Linked DNA regions of Homo sapiens: region 2 is linked to region 1. A link is a loop called in an ENCODE intact Hi-C map of the cell type or tissue named here. Cell type or tissue: PC-3. All regions are shown on one strand. Links, peaks and the distances in the headings refer to the core of each region. The heading gives the core; the rest is flanking DNA.

Region 1 (9,840 bases), core at 3,878-7,877:
AGATATGTCCCATCAATACCTAATTTACTGAGAGTTTTTAGCATGAAAGGCTGTTGAATTTTGTCAAAGGTCTTTTCTGCATCTATTGAGATAATCATGTGGTTTTTGTCATTGGTTCTCTTTATATGCTGGATTATGTTTATTGATTTGCATATGTTGAACCAGCCTTGCATCCCAGGGATGAAGCCCACTTGATCATGGTGGATAAACTTTTTGATGTGCTGCTAGATTCGGTTTGCCAGTATTTTATTGAGGATTTTTGCATCGATGTTCACATGGCCGGGTACCCCTCTGAGACGAAGCTTCTAGAGGAACGATCAGGCAGCAACATTTGCTGTTCAGCAATATTCGCTGTTCTGCAGCCTCCGCTGCTGATACCCAGGCAAACAGGGTCTGGAGTGGACCTCCAGCAAACTCCAACAGACCTGCAGCTTAGGGTCCTGACTGTTAGAAGGAAAACTAACAAACAGAAAGGACGTCCATGCCAAAACCCCATCTGTATGTCACCATCATCAAAGACCAAAGGTAGATAAAACCACAGAGATGGGGTTTATTTCTTAATTCTATTCCATTCTTCTTATATGTCCGTCTTACACTGGTGCTACACTGTTTTGATTACTATAGCTTTTTGGTAAATTTTGAAATCAGAAAATGTGAATGTTTCACCTTTCCTCTTTTTCAAGATTGTTTTAACTATTTAGGTGCCTTACATATAATTCCATATGGATTTTAGGATCAGCTTTTTCATTTCTGCAAAAAAGGCCATTGGGATTTTGATAGGGATTGCATTGAATCTATATATCACTTTGGGGAGTATTGTCATCTTAACAATATGAAGTCTTCTAATCCATGAACAAAAGATGTCTTTCTGTTTTTAGGTATTTAAAATTTTTTTTTCAGTAAAGTTTTATATATGTCAGTGTACTTTTCTTGTCTCTCCCTAATTATGTTCCTAAATATTTTGTTCTTTTTGGTGCTATCATAAATGTAATTGTTTTCTAAATTTACTTTTCATGCTATTCATTGCCAGTGTATACAACTGTATACAGCTGATTTTTGCATGTTTATCTTGTATCTGGCATTTTTGCTGGATTCGTTTGCTAGCTCTTATGAATTTTTGTGGATTTTTAAGGAGTTTCTATTTATAGCATCTTTGCCATCTACAGTTTACTTCTTCCTTTCCATTTTGGGTGCCTTCAATTTCTTGCCTAATTTCTCTGAGTGGAGATTTCAACAATGTTAAATACGTAGCTAAAGTGAGCATTCTTGACTTGTTTCTGTTCTTAGGTGGGAAGCTTTCAGTCTTTCACCATTGAGTATGATGTTACCTGTGGGTGTTTTATAAATGCCCTTTATCTTATTGAAGAAGTTTTCTTTCTCTTTTATTTAGTTTTTTAGAGATGGAGTCTCGCTCTGTCACCCAGACTAGAGTGCTATGATACAGTCATGGCTCACTACAGCCTCTACCTCCTGGGCTCCAGCAATCCTCCCACCTCAGCCTCCCAAGTAGCTAGGACTACAGGCACCTGCCACCACACCTGGCTAATTAACATTTTTTTAATAGAGACAGGGGTCTCACTGTGTTGCCCAGACTGGTCTCGAACTCCTGGCCTCAATTGATCTGCCGTCTTGGCCTCCCAAATTGCTGGGACTACAGGAGTGAGCCACTGCCCGGCCGGAAGTTTTCTTTCATTCTTAGCTTTCTGAATGTTTTTGTCATTAAAGGGTGTTGAACTTTGTCAGATGCTTTTTCTGCATCAATTGAGATGATCATGTGGTTTATTTCCTTCATTCTATTCATGTGGTGTAATACATTGATTTGTTTTCATATGTAGAATCACCCTTGCATTCTTGGCATAAATCCCATTTGGTCATGTTGTCTAATCCTTTTGGTATGTTGTTGGATTTGATTTGCTATTATTTTTTGAAGATCTTTGCATCTATATTCATAAGGAATATTGATCTGTACTATTCTTGCAGTATCTTTATCCAGCTTTAGTATCGGAGTAATGCTAGTGTTATACAATGAACTATCAAGTATTTGGTCTTCTGTTTTTTGGAAGACTTTCAGAAGGATTGGTGTTCATTCTTCTTTAACAGAATTCACCAGTGTGAAAGTCAGAGGATGATGAAAAAAAAAAGAGAATTCACTAGTGAAGCTGTCTGGTACCAGGCTTTTCTTTTGGGGGATGTTTTCGATTATTTAGTATCCTACAGGTCTGTTCAGATTTTCTATTTCTTTTTGCATCAGTTTTAGGTCATTTGTATATTTCTAGGAATTTGTATTTTTTTGTTTGTTTGTTTTTTTCGTGTCTTTTTTTTTTTTTTTGAGATGGAGTTTCGCTCTTTTCGCCCAGGCTGGAGTGCAGTGGTGTGATCTCGGCTCACTGCAACCTCTGCCTCCTGGGTTTAAGAGATTCTCCTTCCTCAGCCTCCAGAGTAGCTGGGACTATAGGCGCACACCACCACGCCCAGCTAATTTTTGTATTTTTAGTAGAGACGGGGTTTTACCATGTTAGCCAAGATGTTCTCGATCTCCTGACCTTGTGATCCACTTGCCTCGATTTTCTCTTAGATATCTAATTTGTTGGCATACAATTGTCGATAGCAATCCTCTTTTCTTTTTTTGAGACAGGGTCTCACTCTTGTCACCCAGGCTGGAGTGCAGTGGCACGATGATAGCTGACTGCAGCCTAGATCTCCCAGGTTCAGGCAGTTCTCCTACTTCAGCATCCCAGGTAGCTGGGACCACAGGCATTCACTACCACACCTAACTAGTTTTTTTTTTTTAATTTTTTTGTAGAGATGGGGTCTTGTTGTATTGCCCAGGCTGGTCTCAAACTCTTAAGCAATCCTCTCACCTCGGCCTCCCAAAGTGCTGGTATTACAGGCGTGAGCCATTGTGCCCAGCCTCATGGCAATCTTTTATCATCCTTTTTAATTCTGCAAGATCAGTAGTAATATCCCACTTTCATTTCTGATTTTAGTAACTTGAGTCTATTCTATGTTTTTCTTTTTTTTTTTTTTTTTTTTTGAGACGGTATCACCCTGTTGCCCAGGCTGGAGTGCAGTGGCACAGTCACAGCTCACTGCAGCCTAAACTCCTGGGCTTCAGCGATCTTTCTGAGTAGCTGGGACTACAGGTGCATGCCACCACACCCAGCTAATTTTTTAAAAATTTTTGCAGAGATTGGGTCTCCCTATGTTGCCCAGGCTAGTCTTGAACTCCTGGCCTGAAGCAATCTTTCCATCTTGGTCTTCCGAATTTCTGGGATTACAGGCGAGAGCCATCATACCTGGTCTATTAGTGATTTCTAATTTTACTCCATGTGGCCAGAGAAGATAGTATATGATTTCAGTCTTGTTAAATCTATTGAGAGTTGTGTGGCCTAACGTGATTTATCCTGGAGAATGTTTCATGTGGAGTTGAGAAGAATGTGTATTCTACTGTTTTGTGTGGAATGTTCTGTATATGTCTACCGAGCCAAGTAGGTTTGTAGTGTTGTTCAGTTTTTCTATTTCCTTATTGATCTTCTGTCTAGTATTATCCATTATTGAAAGTGGGGTATTGAAGTCTTCAACCATTATTGTAGAACTGTCTATTTCTGCCTTCAATTCTACCAGTTTTTACTTCATATATAGTGGGACTGTTAGGTATGTCTGTTTATGATTATTAATACCTTACCCCTATATCAATATATATTATTGTTGTCTCTTGTAATAATACACTTTTTTACTTAAAAGTCTATTTTATCTGACATTAGTGGAGCAACCCTAGCCCTCTTTTGGTTTGGTTTGCTTGCAATGTCTTTTTCCATCCTTTCTCTTTCAACTTGTTTGTGTCTAGAACCTAAAGTGAGTTTCTTGTCGACAATTTATAGTTAGATCTTGGTTTTAAATCCATTCTGCCAATCTCTGACTTTTGAAATTGGAGAGTTTAATTTTTTTACATCTAAAATAATTACTGATGAGGAAGGACTTCTGTCATTTTGCTATTTGTTTTCTATGTATCATATTTTTTTTGTTCCTTAATCCTTTATTACTGCCGTCTCTTGTGTGTGTTTCTTTTTAAATTCATGGGTTTTTTGTTCACTGCTGTACTTGATATATATGAAGTAACAAATACTGCATTTTTACTTATATATTTATTCTTGGTTGAATTAATTTTATAATCATAAACATCTAGTAGAAATAACATAAGCTTACTCGACTAGTAAACTCAGAATAAAAGTTGTGTGTCTGCATTATATTTAATGCTGATGCTGACAACTCTGAAGGCATTTTCTTTTCTTTTTTTTTTTTTTAACTAAACCAACAGTATTATTTACCAAAGATTACCAGTCAAGTGAACTTGAAAAGCATTTGGGTTAGTTCTTCTGTTTTCTAAGAGAATACTTAATTTATGTAAGTTTCTCTTTCTGTCCTTTTTTTTTTTTCTTGAGACAGTCTTGCTCTGTCGCCCAGGCTGGAGTGCAATGGCGCTATCTTGGTTCACTGCAACCTCCGCCTCCTGGGCTCAAGCAATTCTCCTGCCTCAGCCTCCCGAGTAGCTGTGATCATAGGCACATGCCACCATACCTGGCTAATATTTGTATTTTTTGTAGAGATGGGGTTTCGCCATGTTGCCCAGCCTGGTCTTGAACTCCTGAGCTCAGGTGATCTGTCTGCCTCGGCCTCTCAAACTGCTGGGATTACAGGCGTGAGCCACCATGCTCGGCATTTTTTTTTTTTTTTTTTTGGACACGTGGTCTCTGTTACTTATACTGGAGTGCGATGGCAGGATCATAGCTCACTGCAGCCTGGAACTCCTGGGCTCAAGCAATTCTCCTGCCTCAGCCTCCTAAGTAGCTAGGACTACATGCACAAGCCACTATGGCTAGCTAATTTTTAAATTTTCTTTTGTAGAGACGAGGATCTCGTTATGTTGCTGAGGGTGACCTTAAGCAATCCTCCTGCCTGGGCCTCCCAAAGTTCTAAGATTACAAGCCTAAGCACCACACTCAGCCAGGTTTATTTTTCTTAAAGCCAGTGAAGTAGACCTTGTTTACAAACTACATAATACCATGGGGATAGAAAAATGTCATATCTACAGAGACATACATAAACATACAGATACAAACAGATTTTACAGCTTTCATTTAAAAATTTTAGCCATGTATCAGGTACAATAATATGAAACTCACTCGTTTGTAAGAGAATAGCTGTATCTAAATTGTGTTTCTAGCAGATAGAGTAAGTTAAGGTTACCTACTCAGATGGCTAAAGGTTTTTACAAGTATTTGTGGAAAAGACAAGATTCTTCATTTGCCCAATTTCCAAACAGCTCCTTTTTTTTCCTTCAGGTGAGAGTCATCTCCTTGAGATTTTCATTTCAAAAGAGATAGCCCTCAGGCCCTAGAGAAGAAATTTTACATCTCAAAGACACAGAGAAAGGATGAAAGTTCTCTCCTAGGAGTTTTGTAGCATATTTGCCTATTTCCAGAGGTCAGTCATGAGGCTGTGGACTAAAATGTAGGTGACTGAGGAGACACCTAGTGGTTGTCTATCTCCAAAGCCCATCGGAGTGGATGAAATATCCAGTCTATTTCTAACTAGCCTTCCTTTTCTTTTTAGCCTCATGTAATTGCTTTTGGATGTCCCTAAGTCTCTTGAGAGCCAGAGTTCTACAGTTCAAGAGACTAAGGGGCTGGAGTGGGAAGGTAAAAGGTCTCACAGTAGTGGACAGAAGGATGGAGGAGGTAGGGGCTTGGAGGGGGAACAGATCAAGGTTCAAAGAAACTGAATTAAAGATCGAAAGTGGCAGAAGGAGGAGCAGAAGCAACGGGGAGGAAGAGGTCTTAGCACCAGTTTGGGGAGATCTTAAGTTTTCTGAAGAAGCCAATGAAGTTTCAAGTTATTAGCAAAATTGTGTCAACGAAAAGGAGGTGGCCAGAGTTGGCAGAGCATATAGTTTGCAGGATTTTGAGAAAGGAATTTCAGTTGACTGAGGTTTCCATGGAAGGAACAGGATCAAAAAGAATAGAGAATATTCCTGGCAGAATTGAACTCCTTTTTTTTTCTTTTAAACCAAAGGTGTAATCATAATATGTTTCTTGCCCAATGTACACAGCAAATCAATATGCTGAGATGCTGGGTTACAGCAGAGAAAGAGGTTTTTGTTTTTTGTTTTTGAGACGGAGTCTCGCTCCGTCACCCAGGCTGGAGTACAGTGGCACAATCTCGGCTTACTGCAGCCCATGCCTCCCAGGTTCAAGCAATTCTCCTGCCTCAGCCTCCCGAGTAGCTGGGATTACAGGCGCGTTACCACCACGCCCAGCTAATTTTTTTATTTTTAGTAGAGACGGGGTATCACCATGTTGGCCAGGCTGGTCTCAAACTCCTGACCTACAGTGATCTACCTGCCTCAGCCTCCCAAAGTGCTGGGATTACAAGCATGAGCCACTGCGCCCGGCCGAGAAAGAAGTTTAATGGTAGGATAATTAAAGAGATGGGAGGAAACCTCAAATCTATCTCCCCAAGGAATTTGAGGTTAGGGTTTTAAAGGGTTTTGGAGTGGGCCAAAGTGTGGAGATTGTTGATTGGTTGAAGAGTGCAGGATGAAGTCATAGGACTTGGAGATGAAGAAACTGTATTCTTGGCCAGGTTGATGCCTATAATCCCAACACTTTGGGAGCCCAAGGCAGGAGGATTGCTTGAGGGAAGTAGTTCAAGACCAGCCTGGCTAACATAGGGAGACCCCATCTCTACAAAAAATTTTTTAAAATTAGCTGGGTGTAGTGGTATCTACCTGTAGCCCCAGCTACTAAGGAGGCTGAGGCTGGAGGATTACTTAAGCCCAGGAGTTTGAGGCTTTAGTGAGCTATGATTGTGCCACTTCACTCCAGCCTGGCTGAGGAGCAAGACTCTATCTTAAAAAAAGAAACAAGTATATTCTTGTGCTGATTTGGTTCCTCTCTGAGGGTCTTGAAACTGGTTGGCTTCAGCCTTTCCACTAGAATTCAGGATCCTGAGAATATCTTAAGCAGTCTTTAAACGAAAGCCTTATAATTCCAATGTCAGAGATCCTATCTATAGGAACAATGGGAATGCAAATAGTCAGTATCTAGTACTACATGACTTTCAGCAAAAGGAAAGTGGGCCAAAGGGCAGCCTGATTAATTTTTAACTATATTTCTGTCCAGAACCTGGCATGCAATTCATGTCACCCCACTGGGGATATTTTCAGAGTTATATTTATCGAGTGACTTGACCAAAACCAATAAGCCCTTAATGGCTTAACTGTGGGTATAAGGGGTGTCTTCATAGAGGGTGCAAAGATACAGCCCTCCCCCCAACTGCCAAGATCCAGAACCACTCCCAGAGATAGCCAAAAGACAGAGAATCCTCTGAGAGCTGGCAACAGTTGGTAGGACCCTAGATACAAGTAGGGTGCAACCCCCATTTCTGTCCGGCCATATTATTGGGGGCTGCCAACCTTTCAGTTGGCTGCCTGCAAATACAGGCTTGATAACCTGTGTGCCCGGACAGGTAGAAAGCCAAGCTAAGCTTTCAGGACACGAGACCAACAGGAAAGCAAAAGCTGTCTCTGAGAGGGAAAGGATCAAGCCAGAGTCATAATCCAAAAAAATCAATTGGTACAGATGTTTTCCTCCTGCTAATCAAAGTTAGAAAGTAAGGAGCAAAGAAAAGTGTTTGCCTTCCTCTTCTCTACTAGGTGCTACAGACAGATCCAGGAGAGTTGACTTTGGTAAGAATTCTTACCCTTAGCCAGCTTCTGTCAGTTTCCCCGGGATCTCATTGGCAGGTTCCAGAGTGAGCAGGGTACCCCAGAGATCCTATCCTCATCACCAGAAACTCTAGGGGAGGAAAGATAATTTTCTCTCTACCCTTCATAGTTGTTAATTGTGATGGACTCCTGTAACAAAAGATAGATTCACAAGAGAAAAACAGTTTAATAGCTTGTACAGCAGTCCCCCCTTATCTGAGGAGAGTATGTTCCAAGACCCCTGGTAGATGCCTGAAATCACGGATAGTACCAGACCCTATATATACATTTTTTCCTATACATACCTATACTTCATTTATAAATTAGACACAGTAGGAGATTAACAACAATAAAATAGGACAATTGTAACAATTTGCTAGCATTACTACTCTTGTGCTTTGGGGCCATTGTTAATTAAAACAAAGATTACTTGAACAGAAGCACTGCAGTACTGCAACAGTTGATCTGATAACCAAGATGGCTACTAAGTGACTAATGGGTGGTATATACAGTATGGATGTGCTGGGCAAAGGAATGATTTGCATCTTGGGTGGGATGGAGCAGGACGGCATGAGATTCCATCATGCTATTCAGAATGGCATGCAATTTGAAAGTTAGGAATTGTTTATTTCTGGAATTTTCCATGTAATATTCTTGGACCATGTTGACCACAGGTAACTGTACCCAGGGAAAACAAAACTGCTTATAAGGGGGGACTATTATATGCCTCATGTATACATCCAACCAGGGAAGGATGAGTAAATCTCCCCTTCTGTTGTATTTGATTGATTTTTTTTTGTAGTATACCGTTTTGATTCTCTTCTCATTTCCTTTTATGCATATCTTTTTTTTAAATAGAAGCAAAGTATCACTGTGTTACCCAGGCTAGACTAGAGCTCCTGGGTTCAAGTGATCCTCCCTCCTCAGCCTCCTGAGTAGCTGGGAGTATAGGTGCACGCCACCTCGCCTGGCTTATTTTCATATATATATCTTTTAGGGTTTTTTTCTTAGTGGTTACCCTGGGGATTATGATGGGCATCTTAAGTTTACAACTAACTAGTATGAATTAATACTAATTTAGCTTCAATAGTATATATAAAAACTGCTTCTATACAGCTCTACCTCTCCTCCTTTATGTAGTTATTGTCCCAAAGTACATCTTTATATATTGTGTGCCTATTTAGAGATGAAATCTTTCTCAGATTTCTTAGTCTGAAATAGCCAATGAGACATTCTTAAGTTGAAAGCAATATAAATATTGGCACGAGTTGCTTTTAGATATTCAATTGTTTTGTGTTAATTTAAAAATCCCTTCTGTGCATAAACGCATTTTCTTTTCATTAACTATATGTCAGAAGTTTGTTTCGTTGGTTTGTTTTTGTTTGAGACAGAGTTTCACTCTGTCACCCAGGCTGGAGTGAAGTGGCGTGATCTTGCCTCACTGCAACCTCCATCTCCTGGATTCAAGCTATTCTCCTGTCTCAGTCACCCGAGTAGCTGGGATTACAGGCATGCGCCACCACGCCTGGCTAATTTTTGTATTTTTGGTAGAGACGGTTTCACCATGTTGACCAGGCTGGTCTCGAACTACTGACCTCAAGTGATCTGCCCGCCTCGGCCTCCAAAAGTGATGGGATTATAGGCGTGAGCCACCGCGCCCAGCCTATGTGTCAGAAGTTATTTTTTTAAACATTTGGCAGATAGAATTTTTTATTAAGTACAAAGAAATTTTTCCTTTGTTGATTTGTTTAAATCATTGGTGTGTGAATATCTTGTGAAAGCATTTTAAAAAGTGGTCATAAGATTCTTCAGGCCGGGCGCGGTGGCTCACGCCTGTAATCCCAGCAGTTTAGGAGGCCGAGGTGGGCGGATCACCAGGTCAGGAGTTCAAGACCAGCCTTGCCAACATAGTGAAACCCCGTCTCTACTAAAAATACAAAAATTAGCTAGGCATGGTGGCGTGTGCCTATAGTCCCAGCTACTCGGGAGACTGAGGCAGGAGAATCGCTTGAATCCGGGAGGCGGAGGTTGCAGTAAGCTGAGATCATGCCACTGCATTCCAGCTTGGGTGACAG
Region 2 (9,840 bases), core at 3,189-7,188, 90 kb before region 1:
AATATGTGAGCACCTATTAGGCAAAAAGCATGTCAACATAAGCTGTTCCTAGAATATAAACATACTACTTATACTACCTCTTCGCTATAACTGCCCCAACAGAGAATATCATTTTTTTTTCTTATTCTTCTTAAACACACCCCTGGCCAGGTGTGGTGGCTCACACCTGTAATCCCAGCACTTTGGGAGGCCAAAGCGGGTGGATCACCTGAGGTCAGGAGTTTGAGACTAGCCTGACCAACATGGTGAAACCCTGTCTCTACTAAAAATACAAAAATGAGCCGGGCGTGGTAGTGGGTGCCTGTAACCTCAGCTACTCGAGGGGCTGAGGCAGGAGAATTGCTTGAACCCAGGAGGCAGATGTTGCAGTGAGACAAGATCGTGCCACTGCACTCCAGCTTGGACGACAGAGCGAGACTCCATCTCAAAAACTAAAATAAGATAAACACACTCTAAAAGTAGTTTCCCTATTCCCACCAAGTACCATTCCTTTTCTATACCCGAGGCAAATGGCTACTTTAGCTATGATAAAGGAGAAGATGTTCTCCTGTCCAGAATAGTCACAAAAATCTATTTAATCCAGAAAATAGCTGAAACAGCATGGTAGAAATGGAAATAATGCAGAATTATTCAGCTATGTCATGAGTTGAATCGATCTTTAAGGACCATCTGGGACTCTGACATTTCTCTTTGAGAAAACGTGCTCTGAGGCCCCCAAACTCAACTTTTCAAATAATTAATTTTCAAAATAAAAGTTGGAGGTTGCCAATATTTCCCACTATTCACTCCTAACACAAAATTGTTGCTTGGTAAGAGATACCTATACCTGGTGCCTAAATTCTTTTCCCTTTTGAGAGCTTTCACTCCAACGTATGTCAGTAAGTCAAAATGAACATTACAGTGGCAAGTTGATATCCAAAAAGCTGATCCAATTATATCATCTATATCCTTTCCCCTAGTAATCAAGAATTCCCTATTGTGTCCTAAGTCTGATAACAGTAGGCCCTGACTGGGCTGAAATGCAGCTGAGACTCTTCTGTAACTTGTTCTCATTTAACTTCTAAGAAACGACCTAAGATGAGATAATTTAGTAGCAACAAATAAAATTACTTTGTACAACTTCAAATGTAACCAGAAAGGCATGAGATAAGAGTAACAGTAACCTTCAAAAAAGTACATCTAATGTTCTCTTGGATGGTACACCTTTCGCAGTAATGATAAGAGCACAATGAATACATTTTTCAGCAGTTTTAGCCTGGGAAGGATACAACAATGGTATCTACTGCAGCAGGGTAAAGCTTAGCTCCAGGAGAAGTTAAGCCTGGACACATGATATTTGCTCCACTGAGTACAAATTTGATGGCTCCTTTATCAACCTGCTGGTGTGGCAGGATAAAAGGATCTGTAAGAAAAGATATACAATATATTAATAATAAGACTAATGACTCAACAGAAAAAGGCAAAGGATCTGAACAGTATTTCCCCAAATTAATCTGACAGATACAAAAGAAAACTCTGAAACACTATCATTTGTTTACCAAATTGGTAATCTTTTTTGTTTGTTTTTTTGAGACAGGGTCTTGCTCTGCCACCCAGGCTGGAGTACAGTGGAGCAATCAATACCTCACAATAACCTTGAACTCTTGGACTCATGCAATCTTCCCGCCTCAGCATCCCAAGTATTCTCCAAAAACCGTAATTTCAAAACTATGGTTTTTGGAGACTACTTAATATGCCCTGGGAAATTTTTGTGATATAATGTTAAGTGAAAAACGCAGAGTAAAAAAACGATTAAAAAGATCAGTGGTTACCTGGGGTTGGGGAAGTGGGGGGAGGAAGGATGAATAGGTGGAGCACAAAGGATGTTAGGCCAGTAAAACCATTCTGTATGATACTTTAACAGTAGATACTTGACATGTATTTGGGAAAAACCATAAAACTGTAGAATACAAAGAGTAAACCCTAATGTAAACTAAGGACTTGCGTTAATAATAATGTATCAATGCTGGTTCAATTGTTACAAATGTATCATTCCAAAACAAGATGTTATTCATAGGGGAATCTGAACTGGGGAGAGGGAACTCTATTCTTTCTGCTTACTTTTTCTGGAAACCTAAAACTGCTCTAAAAAATAAAAGCCTGTTAATTTAAAAAAAAACTACAAGGGGATGAGGAGAAGTTGGTTAAGGGGTATAAAAATACAGGTCGATAAGTTCTAGTATTCGAGAGTACAATAAGGAAATTATATTTAACAATGATTTACTCTATATTTCAAAATAGCTAGAAGAATTGTAATCTTCTCAACACAAAGATAAACGTTTGAGGTGACAGATACCCTAATTACCCTGATTTGATCATTACACGCTGTATAAAGGTATCAAATATCACATGTACCCCTAAAATATGTACAACTATTATAAATATATATAGGTGGTGGGGGATACAGGCACCACAACAGCAGACAATGTACAGCTATGACGTATCAATTTTTAAAAACTATGTAACAGAGAGCCCAATTTTAAAAAAAAATGCATTTACACACATCACAGGAAATACCTGGACGGAAGGACACTTAGTCAATGCTTTCCCATATATAGACTTTTCTCTATTAGGCAAATAGATACAAATATAAAAGATGAAAATGCTCACAATGCTTATCACAGTTTGTAAATACATATTTGCGTAATTATCTAATTGTTGTTTATTCTCCAAACTAGACTATTAGTTTCTTAAGGACAGAGACAATGTCTTTGCTTCCCATTGTATTCTCAGCACCTAGCTGAATGCCTAGCACATAGTAAGTTCAATAAATATTTGTCTTTTTTTTTTTTTTTTTTTTTTTGAGACTAAGTCTCGCTCTTGTTCCCCAGGCTAGAGTGCAATGGCGTGATCTCTGCTCACTGCAACCTCCGCCTCGCGGGTTGAAGTGATTCTCCTGCCTCAGCCTCCCGAGTAGCTGGGATTACAGGCACCTGTGACCACGCCCGGCTAACTTTTGTATGTTTAGTAGAGACGGGGTTTCACCATGTTGGCCAGGCTGGTCTCGAACTCCTGATCTCAGGTGATCCACCCGCCTTGGCCTCCCAAAGTGCTGGGATTACAGGCGTGAGCCTCCGTGCCCGGCAATAAATATTTGTTGAATGAATTAATAAATGATCTTTCTTGGGCTTTCTGGAATGCATGAGAGAATCTGCATTTTTCAGATTTACCACAAGATGGGCATTCATTTTAGTTTTACATCCATTATTACCTAGTACTAATAAATAATGAGTCAATTATCAGAAGTCACTCTAAACTCTTTTTGTGTCTTTCAGTATTCCCAAATGCATATTTCTGTTTTTCTCCCCCAGCAGTGTCTTATCTGATTAAATGCATATTTCTTACAAGACTTTACATTTGAATATTGCAATAGGAGTAAAATTTCAAAAAATAAAAATAAAAAAACCTTACATTTGTGAAGTAATCTTAGGGTTGGATAAAAAGGCCCTTCTCTTTGTCTAAAAAAGAGTAATTCTCCATTTACTGTAAGGATTTCTATATGTTCATGGCTGTAAGACAAATGTCACAAAGTACCAAGTTAGATATTTTCTTTCAAAAATTCACAATATAAAACACGCATATACAGTGATAAACTTTCTTAAAAAGTCAGTAAAAATCCTGGCCAAAAAATATTGTTTACATTGTTTTTCCTATCATGCAAGTCCAGTAGAGAAAAAAAGAAAAATATTACCTGCTACAACCAATTTTATTTCACATTTTATTAATTCCATTGTTAGGTAATTCAATAAAACAATTCTCTAAACAACAAACTGAAATAAATTAAATCCAACTCTGAACTAAAACATTTAACTCTTTACTAGAACAATCAATACACAAAGCCACATTTTTTCAGGGACATAGAAAATCTTTGAAAATACAAATATTGGAGTTTTAGAGTTATTCTGTGTCTACCCCATTATTAATCTATCAATAGTTAATCTGAAAATAATTCCATTTAGTATGAGTGCAATCTAATCATTAAATATTCAGCTATACCGAGCTTTACACAGACAAAAACAAAGACTTACCATCGGACTATTTTGACAGGATCTTTCTTAGGCATGATTTGATTAAGCCATGGTTCAATACCTGGAAATTGCTCTATCAATTGATTCTTAATACCCTTAATAACTGAAGTTTTCAACTGGATGCAGTTGGACACATTTTCTTTTTCATCAAATCTGCCAAGTAATTTTTGCAAGAAAAGAAAAGGCATTTCTAAGTAGAGGTATCAGAATACCTAAAGGTACTGTTCTAATTAGTCATTTATTCCCAACCAAGTATTTAGATACTTAATTATGAAATAAATTGTTCTTTTAAAAAAAAATACCATCTCCCTTTTACTCTGTCCAGCACAAAACCAATGTCTTAATACAATATTGAAATAAACTGTCAAGTATACAGCAATTAGCTGGGGTTAGGGGGAGGAATATGAGACATACTTTGCACCATAATCTGTAATTAGCTACACAAATGCCTTTCCTGGAAAATCTTATTCAATTCTACCCAGGAAGAAACACAGGCTCCCACCAATAATAAAACCTGAGATCAGAAAACAAAACCCTCAATTCTTGAGATACAAAAGACCAACCCAAGCATAACATAGAAAATCGGCCCCTGCTAGGCTATGTAATCTGCTGAGATTTTTTTTAAGTGATGATAATAATGATTTCTAAGATCCCTATTCGTTTTTGCTCAAAATTTCATGCACAAAACCCACCTTCCTTTGCCCATGTTCCCCCTTTGCTTTTTGCGTCTACCAAATCTGGAAGGCAAACCCACTAGTAGGTTCCCAAGGAATTTTTGTCTTCCTTACACTGAATAGCCTATGGGGCAATCGTTATTTTCAAGGCAAGGTTAATCTGGCAGCTAGGCAATAGGCATGACAGGCCGCTTGCTTCCTGTCACCCAGACTCCTTCACTCCCATGACCCAGGAAGTCAAGCCTTCCTTTATTCAGTTCATAACTAATAAACATATGGCAGTGAGCGCAGGGCTCCCCTCTCAGCTACAGAGAATATGCCTCTAAATCACAGTGCACGGATGTGATTGGTAGAACCCTAGGAATGGAGACAGAATTGGGGGAGGGGGCAAAAGAGAAAGAGGGGTAAGGAGAAAAAACAATGGGAGTGGAGGGACTGAAACCCAATTAAGGACTACGGATGGAAAGCTTAAAGAAGTGTTCAAGTTGGGAGTGAGAGCATAGTACTATAGAAAACCTTAGGGAGTCAGGATGGCAGGGGCGGGGGAGAGAGAAAGAGGATCTTAGCTCTCGCCCTCTTCCCCACCCCCACCCCACCGCCTTTGTGAGCAGCCGATGGAGGCCACAGCATGTCCTTACTTCTTGAACATGATCCAAGGTGAAGGGGGCGACGATAGGGAAGGGCCCGGAATGGGAAAGAAATTGAATTTGCAGGGGTCCGGCAGATCCCCTCACACGAGGAAGGCCGGCACTGACAGTCGGAGCTGTAGTCGTTATCCGGAAAACGAGAGCCAGCCGCGCTTTACGGCTCTCAGTCAAATCTGACTACTTCCGCTCCTCTGGACTCCACGTAGGCGCTTTTGCCGGCTCCTTTTAGGCAACCGGTTCCTCAGCAGTTGGAGGTAGCTGAAAGGGCGGGACTTGAGAGGGAAGAAGTGATAGAGCAATTGCAGGAAGAGAAGAATGGAGGGGGCGGAGAATCAATCAAAGTAGCATTTATGGCACTTGCGTCAGTTACGGGTTCCTCAAAGGGTCAAGATTCTTCCGTGCTTCGTTGCTACCTATCGTCAAAGTAAACGATTTTTTTAGAGGGAATGGTTTCTGTCCTGTCTGAGGCAACCGAATGGATTGGTGCTTACCTACCAGCATGAATCCAGGCAACCCTCATGGCTTCATGTTAAAGTGCTGGTAGGATTGCCAGGTTTAGCAAATGAAAATACAGGATGCCTATTTAAATTTGCATTTCAGGTAAACAATGAATATTTGTTTTAGTGTAAGTATACCTCATTAATATTTTGGATATACTTACACTAAAAATATACAGCGCTTGTTTAGCTGAATTTAATTGAGCATCCTGTTTTTTATCTTATAACCTTATTCACTGGCAACCGTACGATGCTCCCAAAGTTTTTTGCGGGTTTTTATTGAGACAGGGCCTCACTCTTGCCCAGGCTTGAATGCGGTGGTGCTATCATGGCTCACTTGCAGCCTCTACCTCCTTGGCTCAAGGGATCTTCCCACTTCAGCCTCCCAAGTAGCATGGACTACAGGCACACACCATCATGCCCGGTTAATTTTTTTATTTTTATTATTATTATTATTATTGTAGAGACGGGGTCTATGTTGCTCAGGCTGGTTGCAAAGTCCTGGGCTCAAGCAGTCCTCCCACCTTGGCATCCCAAAGTGCTGGGGTTACAAGCGTGAATGACTGTGCTCCCGTAGAATAATTCCCATAGAATTATTACAGAAGGTAATCTGATTTAAGAGATAATAGCTAAAGAGACATGTTTTACTTATGTAATTTTTTTAAAAATAAAGCTGATAGAGAAACAAAATTATGCCAATCAAGAGTTTCACTTTGTTTTTTGTTTTAGAGACAGCATCTCACTCTGTCACCTAGGCTGGAGTGCAGTGGCATGATCACGGTTCATTGGAGTTGCAACTTCCCAGGCTCAAGTGACCCTCCCGCCTCAGCCTCCGGAGTAGTTGGTACTACAGGCATGCACTACCACACCTGGCGAATTTTAATTTTTTGTAGAGACAGGCAGGGTCTCACTAAGTTGCCCAGACTGATCTTGAACTCCTGGCCTCGAGCAATTCCCCGAACTCAGCCTCCCGAAGTGTTGGGATTACAGCCATGAGCTACTGTGCCTGGCCTAATCAAGGGTTTTGATCAGCCAAGAAATCATGGAAAAATTTAAAAACCTGAAAAGGCCCTACGCAGGAGGTGGGGTGGGTAGGCACTGACATCCAAAACAAATACACCAGTCTCCCCAGGGAGTAAATACTCTAGTCCATATTGAGGAGACGGGCCATTAGAGCAATTATAGCAAACAGTACTATGCATTTAAATGATCCAACTAACACCTTGTCTTAATTCTATGGTATGAACAATATTCTGATTATAATTTGGCTTCCCATGAAGATCTGCCCACAGGGAAAGAATTAGCTACGTTCCAATCAAATCTGCATGAACAATTATGTTTGCATTTGTAAATTAATAAATTGGCATTCTGGTTTATACAACACTCTCTTGTGAACATCCTTAGTGAGAATCCACATTCCCAGCATCCATCAACTCTGCAACATTTAGAATATTGACATTATGAACATGTGAAACTGATGTCCAGACCCCAAGCTGTGGTGACTGCCACACTGGCAGGATTATTTTTTTTTAATTTTTATGGGTACCTAGTAGGTGTATAAATTTATGGGGTATATGAGATGTACAGGCATGCAATGTGAAATAAGCACATCATAGAAAACGGGGCGTCCATCCCCTCAAGTATTTATCCTTTGAGTTACAAACAATTCAATTATGCTCTTTAACTTATTTTAAAATATACAATTAGGTTATTATTGACTATAGTCACAGTACTAGTTCATTCTCACACTGCTAGAATACCTGAGTCTGTGTAATTTATAAAGTAAAGAAGTTTAATTGACTCACAGTTCTGCATGGCTGGAGAGGGCTCAGGAAACTTACAATCATGGCAGAAGGGGAAGCAAACACATCCTTCTTCACAAGGTGGCAGGAGAAAGAAGTGTGTGGAGCAAAGGGTGAAGAGCCCCTTATAAAACTATTAGATCTCGTGAGCACTCACTCACTATCACAAGAACAGCATGCAGAAAGCCACCCCCATGATCCAATCACCTCCCACCAGGTCTCTCCCCAGACATGTGGGGATTATGCAGATTACAATTCAAGATGAGATTTGGGGGGGACACATCCAAACCATGTAAGTCACCCTATTTTGCTATCACATAGAAGGTCTTAGTCATTCTTTCTGTTTTTAATACCTATTAGCCAACCCCACCTCCACTACCCAACCCCCCACTACCCAACCCCCCACTATCCTTCCCAGCACCTGGTAACCATCCTTCTATTCTGTGTGTCCATGAGTTCAATTGATTTGATTTTTAGATCCCACAAATAAGTGAGAACATGTGACGTTAGTCTTTCAGGGCCTGGGTTATTTCACTTAACATAGTCAACTCCAGTTCCATCCATGTGATTGCAAATGACAGGATCTCATTTTTTTATGGCTGAATAGTACTCCATTGTGTATCTGTACCACATTTTCTTTATCCAAACATCTGTTGATGGACACTTAGGTTACTTCCAAATCTTAGCTGTTGTAAACACCGCTGTAAGAAACATAGGAGTGCAGATATTTCTCTGATATACTCATTTCCTTTCTTTTTGGGTAGATACCCAGGAGTAGGATTGCTGGATCATATGGTAGCTCAATTTTTAGCTTTCTGAGGAACCTCCAAACTGTGCTCCATAGTGGTTGTACTAATTTACATTCCCACCAACAGTGTACAAGTGTTCCCTTTTGTCCACATCTTCACCAGCATTTGTTATTACCTGTCTTTGGATATAAGCCATTTTAACTGGGGTGAGATGATATCTTGTAGTTTTGATTTGCATTTCTCTCATGACCAATGATGCTGAGCAACTTTTCTTTTGCCTGTTTGCCATTTGTGTGTCATCTTTTGAGAAATGTCTATTCAAATATTTTGCCAATTTCTTGATTGTATTATTAGATTTTTTCCTATAGAGTTGTTTGAACTCCTTATATATTCTGGTTGTTAATCACTGGTCAGATGGGTAGTTTGCAAATATTTTCTCCCATTCCATGGGTTGTCTTTTCACTTTGGTGATTGTATCCTTTGCTGTGCAGAAGCTTTTTAACTTTATGCAATGCAGTTTGCCCATGTTTGCTTTGGTTGTCTGTACTTGTTGGGTATTGCTCAAGAAGTCGTTGCCCAGACCAATGTTGTGGAGATTTTCCCCAATGTTTTCTTGCAGTAGTTTCATGGTTTGAGGTCTTAGATTTAAGTCTTTAATCCATTTTGAATTGACTTTTTTATATGTCAAGAGAGAGTCTCGCTCTGTTGCCCAGGCTGGAGTGCAGTGGCGCGATCTAAGCTCCCTGCACCCTCTGCTTCCCGGGTTCAAGAAATTCTCCTGCCTCAGCCTCCTGAGTAGCTAGGATTACAGGCGTGTGCCACCATGCCCAGCTAATTTTTTTTTTGTATTTTTAATAGAGATGGTGTTTCACCATATTGGCCAGGCTGGTCTCAAACTCCTGACCTAGTGATCTGCCCACCTTGGACTCCCAATGTGCTCAGATTATAGGTGTGAGCCACCGTGCCCGGCCAGTGTATTTTACTTTTCATTATAGAGACCTTTCACTTCTTATAGTTCAGTCAATTCCTAGGTATTTAATTTTACATGTGGCTATTGTAAATGAGATTATTTTTTAAATTTCTTTTTCAGATTGTTCACTGTTGGCATATAGAAATGCTACTAATTTTTGCATTTTGATTGTGTATCCTACAATTCTAATGAATTTATCAGTTCTAATAGTTTTCTCATGGAGTCTAGTTTATTCTAAATATAAGATCATATCATCAACGAACAAGGATAATTTGACTTCTTCTTTTCCAAATTGGATGCCCTTTGTATCTCTCTCTTGTCTGACTGCTCTAACTAGCACTTTCAGAATAACAGTGATGACAGTGGGCATCCTGTCATGTTCTGGATCTTAGAGGAAAGGCTTTAAGTTTTTCCCCCTTCAGTATAATACTAGG

The links. Hi-C counts contacts between places; a loop is a spot of excess contacts. Peaks named below come from ENCODE experiments on the same cell type or tissue, not always from the same donor. Only the 100,000 strongest peaks of a DNase experiment are listed, where the experiment ranks them.
Region 2: a loop joins it to region 1, with 4 times the contacts of the local background. A loop is called at or near these places in 6 of 110 quality-filtered maps.

What each region holds. Positions count from the first base shown.
Region 1 is chrX:120,510,126-120,519,965 of GRCh38, reverse strand. No RefSeq gene overlaps it. Among named protein-coding and RNA genes, the nearest start is that of LAMP2, 46 kb to the right of the region's middle. In PC-3, for the core only: a CTCF peak has its summit at 5,525 (motif pointing left); a DNase peak (open chromatin) is centred at 5,515.
Region 2 is chrX:120,599,787-120,609,626 of GRCh38, reverse strand. MCTS1 (MCTS1 re-initiation and release factor) reads right to left here and starts at 5,526. Exons shown (of 6, transcript NM_014060.3): 1 at 5,380-5,526; 2 at 4,068-4,220; 3 at 3,451-3,548; 4 at 1,269-1,402. The coding sequence starts at 5,390. In PC-3, for the core only: no CTCF peak of the experiment used is centred there; a DNase peak (open chromatin) is centred at 5,656; H3K4me3 peaks cover 2,915 bases; H3K27ac peaks cover 1,801 bases.